Linked DNA regions of Homo sapiens: region 2 is linked to region 1. A link is a loop called in an ENCODE intact Hi-C map of the cell type or tissue named here. Cell type or tissue: CD14-positive monocyte. All regions are shown on one strand. Links, peaks and the distances in the headings refer to the core of each region. The heading gives the core; the rest is flanking DNA.

Region 1 (11,731 bases), core at 1,397-9,396:
GTATCTTACTGTGGTTTTTTCCCCCCTTTTTCCTACTAAAGATAATTGTGGTTTTGATTTGCATTTCCCCAATATTCAGTGATTTTGGCCATCTTTTTATGGGCTAATTGCCATCTGTATATCTTCTTTGGACAAAGGTCTATTCAGGTCCTTTGGCCATTTTTAAATTTTGTTGTTGAGTTGTAAGAGTTCTTTATAATCCTGGATATTAATCCCTTATCAGATAAATGATTTACAGATATTTTCTTCCACTCTGTGGGTTGCTTTTTCACTTTGTCAATGGTGACTGTGATGCACAAAACTTTTTAATTTTGACAAACAATTAGTTTCTTTTTTCTTTTGTTGGCTGTGCTTTTGGTGTCTTATCCAAGAGATTGTTACTAAATTCAGTGTTACGAAGCTTTTCCTGAATGTTTTTTCCTTACAAATTTTATAGCTTTAGCTCTGTTGTTATTACTTTGATCCATCTGACCTTGACTTTTGCATATGGTTAACTTCTTTTTATATGGAAAACTTCTTTTGCCTGTAGATATCCAGTTTTTCCAGCACCATTTGTCAAAGACTATACTTTCTCTATTGAATTGTTTTGGCCCACTTGTTGAAAGTCAGTTGACCACATATGTGAGAATTTATTTCTGGGCTCCCTGTTCCCTAGGTCTATATGTCTGTTCATATGCCCATGCTGCACTGTTTTTGTTTACTGTAGCTTTGTAAGTTTTAAAATGAGGAGGTGTGAGTCCTCCAACTTTATTCTTGTTTTTTAAGATTGTTTTGGCTATTTGGGTCCATGGAGATTCCCTATGAATGTAGGATGCGTTTTTCTATTTCTGCAGAAAACACCATTGCGATCCTGGTAGGGATTACACTGAATATGCAGATCACTTTGAGTATTATTTTTACCTTAGCAATTGTAAGTCATTCAATCCGTGAACATGATTTTGTATCTGCAACTTTGCTGAGTTTATTAGCTATACCAGGGTTTTTTTTATGGATTATTTAGGTTTTTTCATATATGAACATGTCATTTATGAACGGAAATAACTTATTCTTTTCCAAAGTGGATGCCTTTTATTTCTTTTTCTTACCTAATTGGTCTGGCTAGGACTTAAAATACTATGTTGAATAGAAGTAACCAAAATGAGAATCTTGTCCTGTTCCTGATGTTAGAGGAAAAGCTTTTAAGTCTTTAACAGTTGAGTACATGCGATGTTAACTGCGGGTCTTATATAAGGCCTTTATCATGTTGAAGAAGTTTCTTTCTATTCCTTGTGTAGTGTTTTTATCATGAAAGAGTATTGTTTTCCCAAATGTTTTCTCTGCATCAGTCCAGATAATTATGTAGGTTTATTCTCTCAAAGTGATGTATTGCGTTGATTGGTTGTTTTTTGTTTTTTGGGGTTTTTTTTGAGACGGGTTCTCACTCTGTCACCCAGGCTGGAATGATGCGGCACAGTCGTGGCTTACTGCAGCCTCAAACTCCTGGGCTCAAGTGGTCCTCCCACGTCAGCCTCCTGAGTAGCTAGGACTACAGACATGCTCATTGCACCCAGCTAATTTTTTTTTTTCTTTTTATCAATGGATGAGAGTTTTTTAAAAATATTGACGAGGTTGGCCTCGAACGCGTAGCCTCACCTCCTTATGCACCAGGACAACTGCCCTGAGCCACCATGGCTCCCTTTTTTTTTTTTTGTGGTGGAGACAGGGTCTCCTATGCTGCCCAGGCTAGTCTCAAACTCATGGCCTCAAATGACCTCTTGCCTCAGTCTCCCAAAGTGTTAGGATTACAGGCATGAGCCACTGCACGTAGCCTTGTTTGTTTTTTATTTGTTGAGCCATGCTTGCATTCCAAGAGTAAATCTCACTTGGTTGTTATGTATAGTTTGGATGTTTGTCTTTTTTTTTTTTTTTTTTTGAGACGGAGTCTCGCTCTGTCGCCCAGGCTGGAGTGCAGTGGCGGGATCTCGGCTCACTGCAAGCTCCGCCTCCCGGGTTCACGCCATTCTCCTGCCTCAGCCTCCCAAGTAGCTGGGACTACAGGCGCCCGCCACTACGCCCGGCTAATTTTTTGTATTTTTAGTAGAGACGGGGTTTCACCGTTTTAGCCGGGATGGTCTCGATCTCCTGACCTCGTGATCCGCCCGCCTCGGCCTCCCAAAGTGCTGGGATTACAGGCGTGAGCCACCGCGCCCGGCCTGGATGTTTGTCTTGATCCCCGGTGTTGGAGGTGGGACCTAATGGGAGGTTTTGGAGTCATAGGTGCACATCTCTCATGAAGGGCTTATTGTGTGAGTTCTTGCTCTATTATTTCCCATGAGAGCTGGTTGTTAAAAAGAACCTGGCACCTCCCTCACCCCTCTTTTGCCATATGATCTCTGCATACACTGGCTCCCCTTCACCTTCCACCATGAGTGGAAGCAGCCTGAGGCTTTCACCAGATGCCCAGTCTTCCAGCCAGCAGAACTGTGAACCAAATAAACATCCTTTTCTTATAAATTATTCAGCCTCAGGTATTCCTTTACAACAACACTATATAGACTAAGGTGAGTTCTTTTAAAATTGTGCTGAATTTGGCTTGCTAGCATATTGTTGAGAATTTTTGCATCAATATTCATAAGGGATTTTGGTCTGTAGTTTTCTTTTTCCTTTTTTTTTTTTTTGATGTCTGTGTCTGACTTTGGTATCAGATAATGTTGACCTCAAAGAATGAATGAGTTAGGAAGTGTTCTCTCCTCTTTAAGTTTTTGGAAGAGTTTGAAAAGGATTGGTGTTTCCATTTATTTCTTAATCCTCTGTAACCAATCTATCACCAAGTATCACACTAAAGTACAGTTGACCGTTGAAAAACATGGGTTTGAACTGTGCAGGTCCACTTATATGTGGCCATTTGTGAATCAAATGCAGATTGAAAATACGTTTTTGCGGGATTTGAAACCCACATAAACAGAGGCCAACTTTTCATATACACAGGTTCTGCAGGGCCAACCACAGGAGTTGTATGTGCAGATTTTGGTATACATGGGGATCCTGGAACCAATCTCCTGCATAAACCAAGGGACAACTGTATATCTTCGTTCTGCCCATTCAAGTCCGAGTCATCATGGTCTCTCATTCTAACCACGTAGTAGCTGCCTCAATGAAAAGTCCTCTTTCACTCTTGCACTGCTCCAGCTCATTTTCCTCATTTTACGCCAAAGTGATTTTTTTGAATTGCAAAACTGTGTATATCACTCACCTGTTTTATATTATTTCATCTTTAGTGGCCTAGGAAACTAGTCATAGCTCTGCAATACTCCACGCATGATCTGGCCCTTCCTCTCTCTCCAACTTGATCTCATCCTCACTTACCATACCTCTAACCACAACTGTTTTCTTTTGGTTCTTATCGAACCCCAGTTTTCCCAACTCTAGACCAAATTTTGTTCCTTAAATGTGTCTTTCCCCTCTAGGACAGGGGTGACAAACTATTTGGAAAGCGTCAGGTAGTAAATACTTAGGCTTTGAGAGCTGTATGAGCTGTTTCTTATGATTACGTAAGTCTGTTGTTGTAGATGAATGCAGCCATTGGCAGTCCAGTAGTTTGCCAGTCCCCTTGTTCTACAAGATTAAAAACTCCAGGAAAGCAATGATGTTTTCTTTACCCTTTTTCTAGTACTTTGTATATAGGAGGTAATTAATTAATATTTGTTGAATAAATACATCAAAAATCAGAAAGTTGCTTGGGTCTTTTTAGAGAACTTCTCGTGGTGATTTGCTGTCTGATTTATAATTGCACCCTTTTTTTAAAGCAAATATTGAGAAGATGTTTCTAGAACATGTTTCTTTCTCTATTGGTACAAGTTGAGAAATCCAGCAGTAAAAGGCAAATATAGGCATGCTTTCTTTAAGATACATCATAAACTGGTCTGGCCAACATGGTGAAACCCCGTCTCTACTAAGAAGTAAAAAAATTAGCCAGGTGTGGTGATGTGCGCCTGTAATTTCAGCTACTCGGGAGGCTGAGGCAGGAGAATCACTTGAACCTGGGAGGCAGAGGCTGCAATGAGCTGAGATTGCACCACTGCACTCCAGCCTGGCAACAGAGTGACACTCCATCTCAAAATATATATATGTATTTTAAATTTTCATATCAATTTTATCATTGACATAAAGATTATTTAAGAGTAAGCTGTTTGATCCAAGTATTTTATAGTTTTGAGAGTTTCTCTTGGAATTGATTTCTAGTTTTATTCCACTATGGTCCAAGAAGTTACTTGATATGATTCTGATTTTTCAAAATTTGTTGAGATTTGTTTTGTGGCCTAATGTATGGCCTTTCTTCAAGAATGTTCCATTTGCTGATGAGAAGAATGTATATTCCGCAGAATAATGTATACTCTGCATATTGTTGGGTAGAATGTTGTGTAAATGTTTGCTTAGGTCCATTTGGTCTAAAGGCCAGTTTAAATCCAATGTTCCTTTGTTGCAACGTTTTCTATCTCCATGATCCATCTAGTGCTATCAGTAGGGTGTTGAATCCATTATTATTGTATTGCTTTCTATGTCTTCTTAGGCCTAGTAATACTTGTTTTATGAATCTAGGCACTGGTATTTGGTACATATATATTTAGAATTGTTATATCTTCATGTTGAATTGATTCCTTTAACATTATATAATTTTTTTAACTGTTGTTGATTTATAGTCTATTTTATTTGATATCAGCTACTCTTGCTCACTTTTGGTTTCTGTTTGCATGGAATAGCTGTTTCCACACCTTTACCTTCAGTCTATAATTGTCTTTATGAGTAATATGAGTTTATTGTGAGTAGCATTTAGTTGGTTCATTTAAAAAATCCATTACTGTCAGTCTATATCTTTTAGGTAGAACATTAATTGATTTACATTCAAGGTTAGTATTTATATGTGAAGTTTTGCTCTTGTCATAATGTTGTTATCTAGTTGCTTTGTAGATCCTTTCTTTTTTTCCCTCCTTTCTGTCTTTGTGGTTTGGTGGGATTCTGTTGTGCTGCTATTTGATTTTTTTCTCTTCCTACCTTGTATAATTGTTTTATAATACCTGTGAATTTTATACTCTCATGTGTTTTTATGATGGCTAGTATTGACCATTTGTTTCCATGTTTAGAACTCCTTTGACTGTTCCTTGTAGATCTGGTTTAGGGGTAGTGAATTTCTTCAGGATTTGCTTGTCTGGAAAAGACTATTTTGCCTCCATTTATGAAGCTTGTTCTAGCAGGACACAAGATTTGTGGTTGACAGTCCCCCCTGCCCCCTACCCCCAGCACTTTGAAAACAGAATCCTACAGAGGGAGCAGGACTGTAAAAAAAGAAAAAACAAAATGCCAGTCTCTACTAGCTTATAAGGTACCTGCTGTGAAATCTGCTGTTAGTCTAATGGATTTTCCTTTACTGGTGACTGGATGCTTTTTCTCTTGCTGATTTTAGGATATTTTCCTTCACATTGACTTTAGACAGTCTAATTTCTATATATTGTAGTGAGGCCTTTCTTGCAGTGTTTTTGCCTGGCATTCTTTGAGCCTCTTATTCTTTGGATGTGTAGATCTCTTGCTAGACAAGGGAAGTTTTCCTCAATTATTTCCTCAAATAGGTTTTCTAAAGTTTTTGCTTTTTCTTTTCCCTTGGGAATACCTGGGATTTGTTGGTTTGGCTGTTTTACATTGACCCATACTTCGAGAAGGCTTTGATCATTTTTTACAATTCTTTTTTCTTTATTTTGTCTGATTGATTAATTCAACAGATTTATCTTCACATTTTGAGATTCTCCTGCTTGGTCTAGTCCATTGTTTGCTTTCAACCATATCTTGTAATTCCTTCCATGAATTTTTTTATTACAGAAGTTCTTTTTTAAAAAAACAAAAAACTATGCCTTTGGTAAATTTCTCATTCATATCCTGAATTTCATTTTCTCACTACTTTATATTAGTTTTCAGCTATCTCCTGTATCTCATAGAGCTTCTTTAAAAATCAGTATTTTAGCTGGGCTTGGTGGCTGATGCCTATAATCCCAGGAGGCTGAAGTGGGAAGATAGCTTGATGCCAGGAGTTCAAGACCATCCTGGACAACACAGTGAGACACTCTCTAAAAAAATTTTTTTTTAATTTAAGAAGTGGGCATGGTAATATATACCTGTAGTCCCAGCAACTTAGGAGGCTGAGGTGGGAGGATCACTTGAGCCCATGAGACTGCAGTGAGCTATGATTGTGCCGCTGAAATTCACCCAGGGCAACAGAGCAAGACCACATCTCAAGAAAATAAAATAATCAGTATTTTGAATTTTTTATTTGATATTTCAAAGATTTCTTTTTGGTTAGGATCCATCGTTAGAGAATTACCATGTTGCTTTGGAACTGTCATAGCACCTTATTTTTTAATATTTTCTGTATTGTCCTGATTTCCTTTGTATCCGTAGTAGTAGTTGCTTATTTTTAGTTTTGAATTTACATTTGTTGGGGCAGGACTTATTTTTTCCTTGATGATGTGTCTATGATGTATGTTTAATAGATTCTTGTGGCTTTGCTTCTTGGGTGTATTCAGTGACATAGATTATCTATGATTTCCTTGTTTATAAATAGCCTTAGTGTGGTGGCTTTCTCCAGTGCTGGCTGTTGTAGTAATGTATCAGGCGGGTGAGCAGTCTCAGGGCCTCCTGTGTAGCTGCAGTGGTATGGACAATTGTGGTAGTAGAGGTGGTGCAGAGCTTGTCTCCTTCCTGAGCACTGCACAATTGTTTTAGCAGATGTTTTAATGGGCTGTGAAGGTTGGCCTCCTGTCCGGTATGTGGTGCTAGAAGGTAAGAGCTGGATGCAGCTGTTGTGGTAGCATTTATGGGTTACCTTTGTTAACCAGAAGTACTCTGATGTCCTAGATGATGGGCTGGACTGTGTAACTTCCAGGGGTCCCAGTCCTGTACTCTGCCCCTGAGGCAGGTAGGGAGGGCAAAGCTAGGCAGGGCTGGGCTGGAGAATCCTGCATTCTGGCCACCCCAACAGGGCACAAGCACCAGCCCTTGCAGGGGTTGCAAGGCAGTTCTCAGGCCCCGAAGGAATGCTCCAGGGAGGAGCAGAGCAACCACTGCCATGCCAAAGATCCAGCATGGGGAAAGTGGGGTCGCTAGGGCTCCACAACCTGGCAGGTGATAGTGGGACCCGGTTCTCTACAGTTTTGACCTGGTTGGATTCCCTCCTACCATCTGCTGCTGGCAGCAAGCTGAAACAGCCAGCCAAGTCACAGGCAGTCTGTCCTCAGATTGTGAATCTGTCTCAGGCTGCAAAACGTCCTGCCAGGGACAAAAACCAGGCTCCAGGCCATACCCCTCCCAGTCTGGCTCTGCAAAGCAGGGGCACCCAATTCTCATACCCATGGCTGGGGCCCATATTACACTTGCCTCTCAATTCTGGTTGTGGAGGCTGCTCTCCTCAATATTAGATCACAAATCTTAGTCTGGAGACTCTCCATACCAGTGAGTGCCACCTATGCTGGCTGGCAGGTTTCTGTGCAGCCCGCTGTGACTTAGGATCGGGAATGGCTGCCTTCTATTTGTACCACCCAGGTCTGGGAGTATGGGTGGAGCACTTCCCACTGTTCCCAATGCTCTCCAAGTCAGATCCAGTGCTTGGTAGGGCCAAGGAGCTCCCAGCTGGCTTCAGTTGCTCTCTTCCCTTCTCACACAGAGGATTCACTCCCAGTTTTTCATGGGACATGCAGTGCTGTTGCCCACTGTAGTGTTCAAAGTATCCAAAGTTTCTTTTGCTTTTTTTTTGAGACAAGGTCTTACTCTGTTGCCCAGACTGGTACCTTCATAGCTCGCTGTGGCCTTGACCTCCTGGGCTCAAGTAGTCCTCCCATCTCATCCTCTCAGGTAGCTGGGACTGCTTAGCCGGACCATGCCTGGCTAATTTTTAAATATTTGTAGAGACAAGCCATCACTATATGGCCCAGGCTGGTCTCAAATTCTTGGCCTCAGCCTTCCAAAGTGCTGCGATTACAGGCATGAGCCACCACGCTGGGCCTGTTATGCTTTTATGTTGAGCTCCTGTGTTCCTTCTTAGATAGAAGTTCACAGTGTGAATGCACTATTGTACTGTTTCCAAGTGGGTAAGGTTGACTGCTTTTCTCTCTCTTTCTCCCTCTTTTTGGTCTGTGTGGTCATGTTACCTACTTGATAAACATTTCGGATTTGTTCATGAATTGCCTTTTTAAAAATTTTGTTTTTTTTAATATTTACATTATATAATTCTAGAGTGGGCAATAAATAAGGAATTTTTTGGAGAGGTCATGTTATTTGTCTTCTGTTGTCTTCCTTTCTCTTTAAATAGTAATTTTAAATAAAGTGAAAGAGTTTATAAGACTTGAAATAAAGAGATTTTAATGAATTGAAGAGTTAACTATTATTATTGCTGTTCACTTTCATAGGATAGTGTTAGATCTTTTGAAGCTTCAAAGCAGGTTTTAAAATACAGCAAATAGGTATTTGGTGCCAATGTGACATTGCGTATTTCATGTTTTACGTTGAATTTCTCAAGACACTATTGTTTCTTTTTTCTTTTATTAAGCTTCAAGTGGAAATAAAGAGATTATTTCGCATATTAGTCAACATGGAGGAAAATGGCCTTACTGGTTTAAAAAAATGGGTGAGTTCTTATTCTGAATGTTAAAAAATACATTGGTATTGTGTTGACTTGATTTTTAATTTCTTCTTAATTTATCCAGAAAATATTCAGAAGTTGGGGAATTATACCTTGAAATTACAAGTTGTGTTGAATGAAAGTAATGCAGACACTTATGCAGGAAGACCACTACCATCTAAAGCAATTAAGTTTTCTGTTAAAGGTAAGCAAAACAGTAATATATAATTATATATGCTAAAGGTGGCATTTTAAATCCAAAGAGAAAAGAGAGATAAGCCATTAAAAGATGTTTGAACAATTGGGTAACCATCTCGATTTTATTTTATTTTCTTACTTACTTTGAGATGGGGTCTCATTCTGTCACCCAGGCTGGAGTGCAGTGGCACAATCTCGGCTCACTGCAACCTCCGCTTCCTGGGTTCAAGTGATTTTCCTGCCTCAGCCTCCCGAGTAGCTGGGATTACAGGCGCCCGCCACCACACCTGGCTTTTTGTATTTTTAGTAAAGACAAAGTTTCGCCATGTTGACTAGGCTGGTCTCGATCTCATAACTTCTGATGATCTACCTGCCTCAGCCTCCCAAAGTGCTGGGATTACAGATGTGAGCCACCGTGCCCGGCCCATTTTGATTTTCAAATAGCTTTGTAAGTCTACTCGATAATCATATTCCTTCTGAATTTTGAAGACATTGTTTTCTACTTTTCATTGTTGCTGGTAAAGTCTAAAGCTGTCCTGATTCCTGACCCTGGGCATATTGCCCCTCCTCCCCCAAAACGTTCTCTGTTCCCCAGTCCTCAAGTTTTAGGGGAATCCCAGTTTCTGAAATATTCAATTGTATGATTTAGCATAGGCCTGTTTTTATCTAGTATCATCCAGCCATGTACCTCGTATACCCTTTCAGTCTGGAAATCCCTGTTTTATTTTCTAGGAATTTTTCTTGAATCACTTTGATTTTCTATTTTCTTTTTCTCTCCTTTTCTTTTCTGTTCCTTTCCTTTCTTTTCTTTTCTTTTCCTCTCTCCTCTCCTCTCCTCTCTCCTCTCTCCCCTCTCCCCTCTCCCCTCTTTTCTTTTCTTTTCAATGGAGTCTCACACTGTTGGCCAGGCTGGAATACAGTGCAGTGGCATGATCTTGGCTGGCTGCAACCTCTGCCTCCCAGGTTCAAGCGATTCTTCTTGCCTCAGCCTCCCAAGTAGCTGAGATTACAGGTGCCCACCACCACACCTGGCTAATTTATTTGTATTTTTAGTAGAGATGGTGTTTCACTATGTTGGCCAGGCTGGTCTCGAACTTCTGACCTCATGATCTGCCCTCCTTGGCTTCCCAAAGTGTTGGGGTTACAGGTGTGAGCCACTGCACCTGGCCTTTTTTCTTTTTTGGAGATAGTGTCTTCCTCTGTTGCCCAGGCTGGAGTGCAGTGGTGTGACTGCAGTTCACTGCACCTAATTTTTTTTTTTTTGGGAGATGGAGTTTTGCTCTTGTTGCCCAGGCTGGAGTGCAATGGTGTGATCTCGGCTCACTGCAACCTCTGACTCCCAGTTTCAAGCGATTCTTCTGCCTCAGCCTCCCGGGTAGCTGGGATTACAGGCGTATGCCACCACGCCCGGCTAATTTTGTATTTTCAGTAGAGATGGGGTTTCTTCATGTTGGTGAGGCTGGTCTTGAACTTCTGACCTCAGGTCATCCGCCAGCCTCGGCCTCCCAAAGTGCTGGGATTACAGATGTTAGCCACCGCACGTGGCCCTGTCTAATTTTTAAAAAACATTTTTTTGTAGAGACAGGGTCTTGCTATGTTATGTTGCCCATTTCGGCCTCAAACACCTGGCCTCAAGCCATCTTCCTGCCTCGGCCTCCCAAAGTGCTGGGATTACAGGCTTGAGCCACTGTGCCCAACCTGTTCTTTCTTTCTAAAATATCTAATGTTAGGATGTTGGATTTCAGGATTGGTATATTATTTTTGTTTTTCCTACTTTCCATCTCTTGGTTTTGTTTTTACTACCTTATTGGAGATTTTCTTAACAGCTTGATGTTCTATGCTTTCTATTTTTTCCTTTTTGCTACCATTTTTAGTTTCTAAAATCTCTTTTAAAATAATCTTGTTAAACAATTCCTTAAGCATTCTCTTCCTACTTCATGAATTCAGTATCTTTATTCTCTGAGGATATTAATAATAGTGGGGGTTTTTCTTACAGCGTTTTTCCTGATTCATAGTTTGTTTCCTCCATGTTGTTTTTTTATTAGATATTCTGTTATATAATTAGTGATTTGCTAACATTGAAGAATAGGGCACTTGAAAATTTCCTTGGGGTAATTATGATATGAGAATTTTTAGGTCTTGTCTCTTTGGCTATTCAGATTCCCCGGAGTGGAGCCTTTCAGTCACCTGCTAAAAGGGTACAAGACCTAGCTGCCAGCATTTTGGGAACCAAGCTGAGAAAGACCATTTATGTTTGTAGGGGGGCGGTCCTCATATTTAGTATATAATTTTCCACGTGATTTTCCTATTTTCAATAAACACTTTCCTATTTTCAGTGACACTTTTACATTTAATTGATTAGATTTTAAAATACAGACAGGGTCTCACTATGTTACCCATGCTGGCCTTGAACTCCTGGGCTCAAGCTATCCTGCTTTCTTGGCCTCCCAAAGTGCTGAGATTACAGGTTTGAGCCACCACGCCTGGTCAGTGACACTTTTAGTAGTGCTGTGTCTCTCACTTCTAGACCTTTTCTTCTTTCCCTGAAGAATAAACCTTCCATCTTTTGCTGGGGATGAGGAGGGTCGTTGACTAGCACATGCATTGAAGGATGGGGATCTGTGAAACTGTTTCTCAAACTGACTTCAGCCAACCTTCTTGTTTTATTTCAATTTCACTACAACTTTATACAGCCATTCCTGAGACTTATGGGCGTCTGATAACGGTGAATCAGATTCAGTCTCTGCTTGCTTTGTTGTTTGAGTATTTGATGTTCTTGGGTCTTTCTGCTAAGTCAGTTACACTTACTCATATGTTCTTTGGCTTTCCAATTCTATTACTCTCATCTTTTTTCTTGTTTACTGCTTTTGTAGAGTCATTGTTACAGGGTTT
Region 2 (11,731 bases), core at 2,435-10,434, 50 kb before region 1:
AAACCAAGGAAAATATTTCTTTTAACTAATTCTGTTCCTCCTTCCTCCCACTTTATCCTGCTAGAAAACGTTTTAAATTTAGTTAGAAATGAGAGGGACCAACTAGTAAGAAAAAAGAAGGCTGAGAAGGCTAACTTTTTTGTTGTTAGACTTCTTTTAAGCATTATTAGATTGTGCCTCGGATCCCATAACTTTGTCTCCATTACGTACTCGAAGAACTGAATTAAGTCAGTGAATTAATAATCTGAGATTACATGGTCAACAAGCAGTGAAACTGGGATTGGAATTTAGGTCAATTTGATTCCAAAGCTTATGTATACATATACATATATATGTGTGTGTGTATATATATGTATATGTATATATACATATATATACACACATACACACATATATACACATATATACGTGTATACGCATATATACATATATACACATATATACACATATATATACACACACATATATATATTTTTTACACTACTCCACACTATTTATTAGAACCATCACTTTTGTCCTTAGGGGAAGAGACAAAATAATATACTAAAGTTTTTGTTAAAATGTAAATTAAACCAATAAATGTTTGTAGTGTCAGGCAGTATTATGGGTGATCCTAAACTGTTACTTATTTATTTATTTTTTTTGAGACGGAGTCTCGCTCTGTTGCCCGGGCTGGAGTGCAGTGGTGCCATCTTGGCTTACTGCAACCTCTGCCACCCAGGTTCAAGTGATTCTCCTGCCTCGGCCTCTTGAGTAGCTGGGATTACAGGTGCCTGCCACCACGCCTGGCTAATTTTAATACTTTTAGTAGAGATGGGGTTTTGCCATGTTGGCCAGGCTGATCTTGAACTCCTGACCTCAGGTGGTCCACCTGCCTTGGCCTCCCAAAGTGCTGGGAATACAGGCATGAGCCACCACGCCCAGCTCTAAATTGTTATTTGAATAAAGTTCACCTCATGGAAAAGGAGAGGGAAGAAATGGAAAGGACAAATCTGCAAGAAGCCCTTAGACCTCTGATAAGCAGCTGTTGACTCACCTGAGCCCTTGTGGCCTTGCAGAATCAACGATTAGAAGATGACTCATTTGGTTAGTTCTAAAATATGCCCAGATGTTAAGTCCCATGTGTGCATATCCCCCCACCACCAATTTGAAGAAATTGTCTACATTTTCCTTTGTGTGGCTCCAATGTTTTTTGTTGTGCGGCTATTCTAGGTGTTTTGTATTTTAATATAAGATGTGCTCATCAATTTCTACAATAAACTTGAGATTTTGAAAAAAAAAAAAAAAAAAAGCAGAAAACTATGGCTTAGCAAGTGCCATAGTAAGGTAACGAAATATAATGGAGCCACATTAAAAGCTGACTAGTTTGCAGAGTTTCAGAGCAGTGCTAATTAAGCTGTGTGCTTTCTGACTAATCCATGGATGAAAATTACCTGTTGTTCAGAGATAGTGAAAAAATAATTTTAAAAATAAAATTAACTGATCATTTTGGTAGGTAATCATTTTATGCACTGCAAGTCAGTTAGTCCTTAAATATTTAAGAGAAGTTGGGGACGGCATAGTGGCTTACACCTGTAATCCCAACACTTCGGGAGGCCAAGGCGGGCGGATCACCTGAGGTCAGGAGTTAGAGATCAGCTTGGCCAACATGGTGAAACCCCGTCTCTACTAAAAATACAAATATTAGCTGGATCTGGTGGCGGGTGCCTGTAATCCCAGCTACTCGAGAGGCTGAGGCAGGGAGAATTACTTGAACCCGGGAGTCGGAAGTTGCAGCGAGCTGAGAACGCACCGCTGCACTCTAGCCTGGGTGGCAGAGCGAGACTCTTGTCTCAAAAAACAAACAAACAATAATAAAATAAAATACTTAGAAAAATTGTGAATTCAAGAAATAATTTTTATAGATGAAGCAGGGAAAACAAAAAGATAGTTTATGTGTCTTAATTAAATAATAATAAATTTATAGATTAAAAATCCATGGTTTTTTTTTTTTTTTTTTTGATGGGAGTTTCACTCTTGTCACCCAGGCTGGAGTGCAGTGGCGCAATCTTGGCTCACTGCAACCTCCGCCTCCCAAGTTCCAGCGATTCTCCTGCTTCAGCCTTCCAAATAGCTGGGATTACAGGCACCAGCCGTCATGCCCGGCTAATTTTTGTATTTTTAGTAGAGATGGGATTTTACCATGTTGGCCAGGGTGGTCTGGAACTCCTGACCTCAGGTGATCGATCTACCCACCTCGGCCTCCAAAAGTGCTGGGATTACAGGCATGCGCCACCATGCCCCCTGGAAAATCCATGGATATTTAATATGGATGAAAAATCCATGGATATTTCATATGGATTTTTGATGTGGATTAAAAACCATGGATTTTTAATATGGATTAATTTTAAAGTTTATTGCAGCACTATTTACAATAGTAAAGACGTGGGACCAACACAAATGCCTATTGATGATCAACTGGATAAAGATAATGTGGCACATATACACCATGGAATACTATGCAGCCATAAAAAAGAATGAGATCATGTCCTTTGCAGGGACGTGGATGAAGCTGGAAGCCATCATTCTCAGCAAACTAACACAGGAACAGAAAACCAAACACTGCATGTTCTCACTCATAAGTGGGAGTTGAACAATGAGAACACATGAACATAGGGCGGGGAACATCACACACAGGGACCTGTTGTAGGGTAAGAGGCAAGGAGAGGGAGAGAATTAGGACAAATACCTAATGCATGTGGGGCTTAAATCCTAGATGACAGGTTGATAGGTGTGGCAAACCACCATGGCACATGTATATCTATGTAACAAACCTGCATGTTCTGCACATGTATCCAGGAACTTAAAAAAAAAAAAAGATAGTTTGTGTGTCTTAATTGAATAATAGTAGATTTATAGATTAAAAATCTATGGGTTTTTAATATGGATTAGAAATCTGTGGGTTTTTAATATGGATTAGAAATCTGTGGGTTTTTAATATGGATTAGAAATCTGTGGGTTTTTAATATGGATTAAAAAACATCTGTGGGTTTTTAATATGGATTAAACATCTGTGGGTTTTTAATATGGATTAAACATCTGGGTTTTTAATATGGATTAAACATCTGTGGGTTTTTAATATGGGTTAAAAATCAAAAGAAAATGAACTATTTGCTCCAGTGCAGGAAAATACAGGCAATACTGGATACAATTAGATGGTCAGGAGCGATAACCCGGTTGCCATTGTTTGAAGAAGAGAATAAGGTGCTAGCATTCCTATCCGTAGATAATTTGACAGCTAGGAAATAGGGGGAGTCTTCTATGTAGTTAGTGAAGGCTAAATGAACTATTATATGCAGTTATCGTAGAAGAGTACTCAAAAAAATCTGTAAAAAATAAAGAAAGGCCGGGCGCGGTGGCTCACGCCTGTAATCCCAGCACTTTGGGAGGCCGAGGCGGGTGGATCATGAGGTCAGGAGATCGAGACCATCCTGGCTAACAAGGTGAAACCCCCGTCTCTACTAAAAAAATACAAAAAATTAGCCGGGCGCGGTGGCAGGCGCCTGTAGTCCCAGCTACTCGGGAGGCTGAGGCAGGAGAATGGCGTGAACCCGGGAAGCGGAGCTTGCAGTGAGCCGAGATTGCGCCACTGCAGTCCGCAGTCCGGCCTGGGCGACAGAGCGAGACTCCGTCTCAAAAAAAAAAAAATAAAATAAATAAATAAATAAATAAAGAAAGAAAGAAAGAAAGAAAGAAAAAATAATAGACTTATGTGGGATTATATGGAATAATTAGATATGTTTAGGTGAACATAGATCTTAAAAAAATCATTTGCACATAGTTTTTCAGTAACTACAGGATGCATAATTACATGATTTAACAAGTGGGACATTGGCCAGGCCTGGTGGCTCACGCCTCTAATCCCAGCACTTTGGGAGGCCAAGGCAGGGAGATCATCTGAGGTCAGGAGTTTGAGACCAGCTGGCCAACGTGGTGAAACTCTGTCTCTACTAAAAATGCAAAAATTAGCCAGGTGTGGTGGCACACGCCTGTAGTCCCAGCTGCTTGGGAGGCAGAGGCAGGAGAATGGTGTGAACCCGGGCGGCGGAGCTTGCAGTGAGCTGAGATCGTGCCATTGCACTCCAGCCTGCACAACAGAGCAAGACTCCATCTCAACAACAATAACAACAAAAAACCAAAAAAAAAAAAAAAAAAAAAAAGGGACATCATAGAAATAAAAAAGTAGTAATGAATTAAAAAATACACGACTGTCATGGTTATATGAAACCTAATAAAAATCTATAAGGTCATTTTTGTCTCTGTTAAACAAATAGAATCTTCCCAGTCAGTTTATGTTCATGGCTTTATTTCTCTAGGGTGGAATTGCATGGAATATGAGTATCTTTTAAGTTTACTAAAGTATGCCAAATTAATTACTTTCTTTATGTTTGACTTTTTTTCAGTCATATCAGCAGTGTGTAAGGTACCTATTTCTCTGTACAGAGGCCTACACTTGATGGGCTCAGAATTTAACATTTTTGCCTACCTGATGAGAATAAGTTATATTAATTTCACTGATAACTAGTGATGTTGATCTTTTTATGTTGTCTGGTCTTTTTCTTTATGACTTGTGCTATTTGCATCTTTTGAGACAGAGTCTCACTCAAAAGTCACCCAAGCTAGAGTGCAGTAGTGTGTGATCACGGCTCACTGCAGCCTCGGCTTCCCAGGCTCAGGGGATCGTCCAACCTCAGCCTCTTGAGTGGTTGTGACTACACGTGTGCACCACCATGCCCAGCTATTTTTTTTTTTTCCATTTTTTGTAGAGATGGGGTTTTACCACATTGCCCAGGCTGGTCTTGAACTCCTGAGTTCAAGCAATCCGCCCACCTTGGCCTCCCAGAGTGCTGGGATTACAGCTGTGAACCACTGTGCCTGGCCCACTGTTTGTACCTTTTCAGAAATCCCTTTATGCTCACTCAAAATTATTTCCCTATGTGTTCTTTTACAATTTTGGGCTAATGTACAACTGCTTTAATTCTCCTGGAATTTATTTTTGTCTAAGTTAAGGTGTGGATTTTATCTGTTTCCATGTTGAGATAACTAGTTGTCTTAATATCATTCATTGGATAGTTTATTCTTTCCCCACCAATTTGTAATGTCACCTCTCTTGTTTGCTAGGCTCTGCATCCATATATATGTGGACCTGTCTAAGGGCCCTCTATTCTCTTCCACTGGTCTATTCCAGGAATTTTTTTTTTTAAGACGGAGTCTCGCTCTGTCGCCCAGGCTGGAGTGCAGTGGCGCGATCTCACCTTACTGCCAGCTCCACCTCCCGGGTTCACGCCATTCTCCTGCCTCAGCCTCCCGAGTAGTTGGGACTACAGGCGCCTGCCACCACGCCTGGCTAATTTTTTTGTACTTTTAGTAGAGACGGGGTTTCACCGTGTTAGCCAGGATGGTCTCGATCTCCTGCCCTCGTGATCCACCCTCCTCAGCCTCCCAAAGTGCTGGGATTACAGGTTTGAGCCACCGCGCCCGGCCTATTCCAGGATATTTTAAAGTAGAAATTTTCTTATGAAAACCTTCAGACACAAAGAGAGAATCATGTTATGAACCCCAGTGTACTCATCCAGATTCAAGTTAATAGGAATTTACCACACTAGGATCATTTTTGTTTTTGTAATGTATTTAAGGCATATTCTAGGTCTTAGGTCATTTCACCCCATATACTTCAGCCTGAATATGTATTATCAAACCATTAAAATAAAGCATTTTTAATATTGTCTAATGTCCCTGTCCATATTGAGTTCTCTGAATGTTTAAAAGTATCTTTTTATAGTTGGTTTGTTTAAATCAGGATCTGACATAGTCCTCACATTAAATTTGTTTTTTTTTTGTTTCCTAATTATTTTCAATTTAAAGCATTTGAGCAAATTCCTCCTCCACCAGTCTCTTTAGTTTTCCTGCAGTTGACCTCTTGAAGAAATCAACTAGGTCTTTAATATTCCACATTATGGATTTGTTTGTGCTCTTTTTTGGTGTTACTTAATTTGTTTTATCTCCGTATGTATTCTGTAAACTAAAAGTTAGCTTTAAAGGCTTGATTTGATTTAGGTTCAACTTCTTTGGGGTCAGGAGGCAAAGAATGCTTTGTAGGTAGTACTGATACTTCATATGGCATTACACTGGGAGGCACGTGATGTGTGGGTGTTTCACCCACTCATAGCAATGCTAACATTAAAATCTTGGGATTCACGTGATTTCAGCAGGATTCCTCCATAAGGAAGTTTTGATCTGACTTGCCATTCCTCCTGTGTTTATTAGCTGGAATTCTTTAAGGAACAACTTTGCCTCATCAGCCAGAGCTATTTTGGTTATCCTGAAGTACCATTGATACAAGAAAAGCAGTGTAAATAATTTGTTCTTTCCCTTTAATTTGTCAGTGTTCAGAGTGACAAGTTGGTGCCCTAGCTCATCCCAGTGGTGAGCAATAATGGTTTTTATTAATATCATTTTTGAAGATTTGAGTATCACTAGTCTAGATTTTTTAGATGTTTTCAATAAGAATGTTAATCTTTAGACTAGTCCATTACTACCCGAAACAGAAGCCTTTTCTCTTAACTATATATTGCTGTATTGTTTCATTTTAGACAGAGCATGTATGTTTTAATTCTAATGTAAATGAAAATGTTAACCACTTTTCTAATTCTCATTTTTTGATTAATGTGATTTTACAGTTCATGTGTTCATTGGTCATTTGTATTTTCTCCTTTTCATTTTTTTGTGTTTTTACTTTTTCTCTTTGTTGATCCTTGTCACCCTTTTGTTTCTTGTTGCAATTTCCCTCTAATTTTTTTTTTTCTTTGAGACGGAGTCTCATTCTGTTGCTCAGGCTGGAGTGCAGTGGTGTGATCTTGGCTCACTGCAACCTCCGCCTCCCCAGTTCAAGTGATTCTCCTGCCTTGGCCTCCTGAGTAGCTGGGATTACAGGTGTGCGCCACCACACCTGGCTAATTTTTGTATTTTTAGTAGAGACAGGGTTTCACCATGTTGGTCGGGCTGGTCTTGAACTCCTGACCTTGTGATCCGACGGCCTCAGCCTCCCAAAGTGCTGGGATGACAGGCATGAGCTACCATGCCTGGCCAGTTTCCCTCTAATTTATAATTTGCTTTAATTTTTAAAGTTATTCGTTTGAATGGACCTGTATGTCTTACAAAGCATGGCTGTTCTTCCCTCCGTGCTATAAAATGCTAACTTCTGTTTTCTTCTATTTTGTTTTTGCATACTTAAATATCTAGTCTATATGAACATGAGTTATGTTAAAGCTTTGTTCCAAATAAGTTGATAACTTGTACGTTAGTATGAAATACTATGTCTTTTGTCTGGGTGGGTCCTGCTGATGATGTTAAAATGCTTTTAAAACGTTCCACCTAATCACTAGTGTTCCTAGGTTGCTTATAGTAGCAGAAAAAATGACCTTGTTAAGTAAGTAATTTATATAGATTTATGCACTATTAATTATGCAAAGGCAAAATTTAGATATACTGAGTTTTGTATTTCCTAGATAAGTGTAGTGGTTACAGAATTATAATGTACTATCAATATTTTCATATTTTTATAAATTTGAATAATACATTTATTTCCTTTGTGTAATAAGTGATTTTATTTCTTATTTTGGATAGACACTTGGCATTTCACCTGAAGAAAAATTTGTTATTACAACAACAAGTAGGAAAGAAATTACCTGTGATAATTTTGGTAGGTAAACAGTGTTACTAAGTTGATGCTTTTATATTTAATAAGGTTTAGTACATATATAGCAATAACTTTTATTAGATATGCATCTAAATCTGTTGATGACTTTTGTTAATTTGTTGGGATGAGGGAGGAAACTGGCTGCATGTGCATAGTCTGCACAGAGGTTATATTTTTCAAGCTTGATTATAGAAAAATAGTTGATATCAGTTATGGCTACAGAAGATGATTCTGCCTAGCACAAATCTTCTGAAGCTAATTTTGCTAACCAACTTGGATTATTCCATTATCTTTTTTTAACCTAATTAGTTTTCCAAGACCTGCTGGTTTTTCATGCCTGATTCCATCTGAATTTAACCATTCTCCATTCATGTTGACACTACGCTATTTTAGATTCTCGTCTGATTTCCTGTGATAGTTTAACTTATTAAGAATTGAGTGTTTCAAATGAATGGAAGGAAGTATTTGTGCTTGTTTCATTAATATCCTTAACATGACTTTGCTTACAGGTAGATGATTGGGGGTTTTTCTTTACCATCATTAAAGATATTTCATAGATAGAATTTGTATATTCACAATTATAAGTTCATTGAGTTTCTGATGCTGACCTAGCACTTATGATTTTCACTCTTGATTACAGATGAAACTGTTAAAGATGGAGTCACCTTATACCTGCTACAGTCGGTCAATCAGTTACTACTGACAGCTACGAAAGAACGAATTGACTTCTTACCTCACTATGACACACTGGTTAAAAGTGGCATGTATGAATATTATGCCAGTGAAGGACAAAATCCTTTGCGTAAGTATCCCATTCATACTAATTTTGATAAATTATTACCTGCCTTTATCCCCTGATTACGTATCCCATTCCTTCACTTTTTGTAAATCTTCTTATTACACTTTATTAGAAGACCACTCATTTTCTTTCTTACTCAAATTCATCACGGTATTATTATGTCTTCTACCTGTGTCATCTTCAGTGAAAAAAAACTCTCCTTTAAAGCTAACCTACTAGTAGAACTTTTCTTTTCAACTCATAAGGGGTCTTGACCTATACAGCTTTCCATCGCCTGTATACTCTCTTCTCCTGATTTCCTAGCCTCCCATAGACCTTTCCCAATTAAGAAAATACTTGTTTTACTTTGCAAATACATATAGCTAGGTTGCGTAAGTAAGAAGTTTGTGTTCATATTTCCATGTCTTTATCATTTCTTTCTACCTTTACTACTTGCTAGTTTCTGTCCTTTCTCTGGACCATTTGCTAGTGATCTTTACAAATCAATTAGTTTACTGAATCCTCTCTTTCAGGACTTGCCAAAGTGTCTAATACTACTTACATGTTCATCGTAAACTTTTGTATTAAAATTATTTTTTTCTCATTATATGTGTATTTGCAGGAAATTAGAAAACATAGATAAGCAAATAGAACATAAAGAATATCTCTACTACCCAGACATAACCACCACTAACACTTTGGTGTTTATCATTTCAGACCTTTTCATATTATTTGATTTTTAATGGTTTTATATGGTGCATACTTCTTTAACCTACATTTTGTTTAAAAATAAAGTGAACATCTTTTAATATATATGTCTCTGTATATTTTGATAATATTTAGGTAATATAATTTATTTGAACAGTATTCTTTTTCTTTTTTTGTTTTTTGAGACAGAGTCTCTCTCTGTCACCCTGGCTGGAGTGCAGTGGTGTGATCTTGGCTCACTGCAACCTCTGCCTCCTAAGTTCAAGTGATTCTCCTGCCTCTGCCTCCCGAGTAGTTGGGATTACAGGCAGGCACCACCACGCCTGGCTAATTTTTGTATTTTTAGTAGAGACGGAGTTTCACCATGTTGACCAGGCTGGTCTTGAACTCCTGACCTCAAGTGATCCTCCCGCCTCGGCCTCCCAAAGTGCTGGGATTACAGGTATAAGCCACCATGCCCGGTCTGAACAGTGTTCTTCTATTAGACATTTAGGTTGTTTTTAATTGTGTTATGGTTACAAATGACTCTGAATGTTCTTGTGACTAAATCTGTGTGTGCTTTCTTAATGTAACACTACCACTGCTGTCATTACTATTGGCTACAGTGCCAGGCATTGTACCAAGTACTTATGAGCGTTGTCTCATTTACTCCTTAATCCTGTGTGGTAGCTAATGTTAGGAAATAATATAGGTAAAGATCCTGTTTTGCAGAATTAACTGGGGCTAAGAGATTTTAGGTGACTTGCTACACTACTAGTGAGTAGTGGAGCCAGCATTTAAACTTTAGGAGAGTGACTTCAGAGCTTGAATATATAACTAGTATATTTATTACCTCTCATGTTGTTCTTTTTGTACAAAAAAGCTCTTCTCCCATCTTAAAAACACTAAAGTCTTACTTCCTTCACTGGCTACTGCCTAAAATTTTTTGATCCTGTTTATAGCAAAACTCCTCCAGAGAGTTGAATGCATTCGCTATTAGCAGTCCTTCTCTTCCTCCCATTGTTTCTTACTCTGACCAGACGTTTTCGCCTACCACTCTACTGTACCCACGCTCTTATGGTCACCAACAGCTAAATCCAGTGATAAATTTTTAATTTTCAGTTCTAATTTTTCTTGACGTGTTACTTGACATTGTTTTGTCACTTCTTCCTTTTTGATATACTTTTTTCACTTGACTTTCGAGGGTCCATATTCTTGATTTTTTTCCTTTTTGCAGTAACGTGACCATAGCACACTGTAGCCTCGAACTCCTAAGCTTAAACAATCCCCCTGCCTCAGTCTCCTGAATGACTAGGACTACAAGTGCATACCACCATGCCCAGCTAATTAAAAAAAAAAAAAAAATTGTAGCTGGATGCAGTAGCTCATACCTGTAATCCCAGCACTTTGAGAGTCTGAGGCAGGAAGATCACTTGAGACCAGGACTTTAGGACCGGCCTGGGGGACATGATATGACCCCATCTTTACAAAAAAATACAGGAATTATTTGGACATTTTGGTGCATGCCTTGTTTAGCTACTTGGGAGGCAGAGGCAGGGGGATTGCTTGAGTGAGCCAAGGAATTCGAGGCTATAGTGAGCTATGACTGCACCCCTGCACTTCAGTCTGGGCAACAGAGTGAGCCTCTCTCTCTAAAAAATAAAAATAAAAATAAAATTTTCTTTGTAGAGATGGAGTCTCACTATGTTGCCCAGGCTGGTCTTGAATTGCTGGCCTCAAATTATTCTCCTGCCTTGGTCTCTCAAAGCCGTGGGATTATAAGCACCTTGATTTTCTTCTTACCTCACTGCCTGCCCTTTCTTCTCTCCCCACCTTATTAATATTGAAGTGCCTTAGGGCTTAGTTCTTGCCCTTTATGTTGTATCTTACTTCCTCACTTGGTGATCAGGTCCTATCTCATGGTTCTAAATAACATCATTACAGAAGTGACTCTCACAAGGAAGAGGTAGGAAATGGTCATTTTTAGTTAAATATTGAAAATGGTGCCGGGTTTATCTCTTGAAGTCCAGTTTTATCCATCCAGCTGCCCATGTGGCATCTCCTCTAGGATGTCTAAAATGGGAACCCTCATCTGCTCACTGAATTTTATACCACACATAGTTCCCCCTATCTGAATTGATTATTACTGTGTCCTTCCTGCTGCACAGGCCAAAAATCAAATTGATACTTGTATTTCTCATACCTCTCATACCTCTTAATCTGACAGAAAATCCTTTGGGTCCTATTCTCAATGTTTTATCTTAAAATGACCATTTCTCACCATTTCTATTGCTACCACCTGGTCTGGAGGCACCATTGTATCACCCAGATTACACTAACTAGTAGTTACTGGTACCTGTCTTTTCATCCCTGTCCATAAAAGGTTTGAGAAATTGGATTGTGTCACTCGCTGCTGAAAACACCCATGGCTCCCCATTTCACTAAGAGTAAACACCAAAGTCGTTACAGTTGCCTGCAGGGACTTACTAGCTCTGCTTTGTACTTCTCTGACTTTGTTTCTACTACCT

Evidence for each region. A loop is a pair of places that touch in the nucleus more often than their neighbours do. Peaks named below come from ENCODE experiments on the same cell type or tissue, not always from the same donor. Only the 100,000 strongest peaks of a DNase experiment are listed, where the experiment ranks them.
Region 2: it touches region 1 in a loop (1.8-fold over the local background); 8 of 110 quality-filtered maps call a loop at or near these places.

Annotation. Positions count from the first base shown.
Region 1 is chr18:2,709,589-2,721,319 of GRCh38, forward strand. SMCHD1 (structural maintenance of chromosomes flexible hinge domain containing 1) reads left to right here. Exons shown (of 48, transcript NM_015295.3): 18 at 8,570-8,647; 19 at 8,727-8,846. Among named protein-coding and RNA genes, the nearest start is that of SMCHD1, 60 kb to the left of the region's middle. RefSeq lists an enhancer at 7,151-7,651. In CD14-positive monocyte, for the core only: no CTCF peak of the experiment used is centred there; no DNase peak of the experiment used is centred there; H3K27ac peaks cover 1,885 bases.
Region 2 is chr18:2,658,492-2,670,222 of GRCh38, forward strand. SMCHD1 (structural maintenance of chromosomes flexible hinge domain containing 1) reads left to right here. Exons shown (of 48, transcript NM_015295.3): 2 at 7,666-7,741; 3 at 8,379-8,540. Among named protein-coding and RNA genes, the nearest start is that of SMCHD1, 8.6 kb to the left of the region's middle. RefSeq lists a silencer at 879-1,173 and an enhancer at 4,577-4,626. In CD14-positive monocyte, for the core only: no CTCF peak of the experiment used is centred there; no DNase peak of the experiment used is centred there; H3K27ac peaks cover 2,685 bases.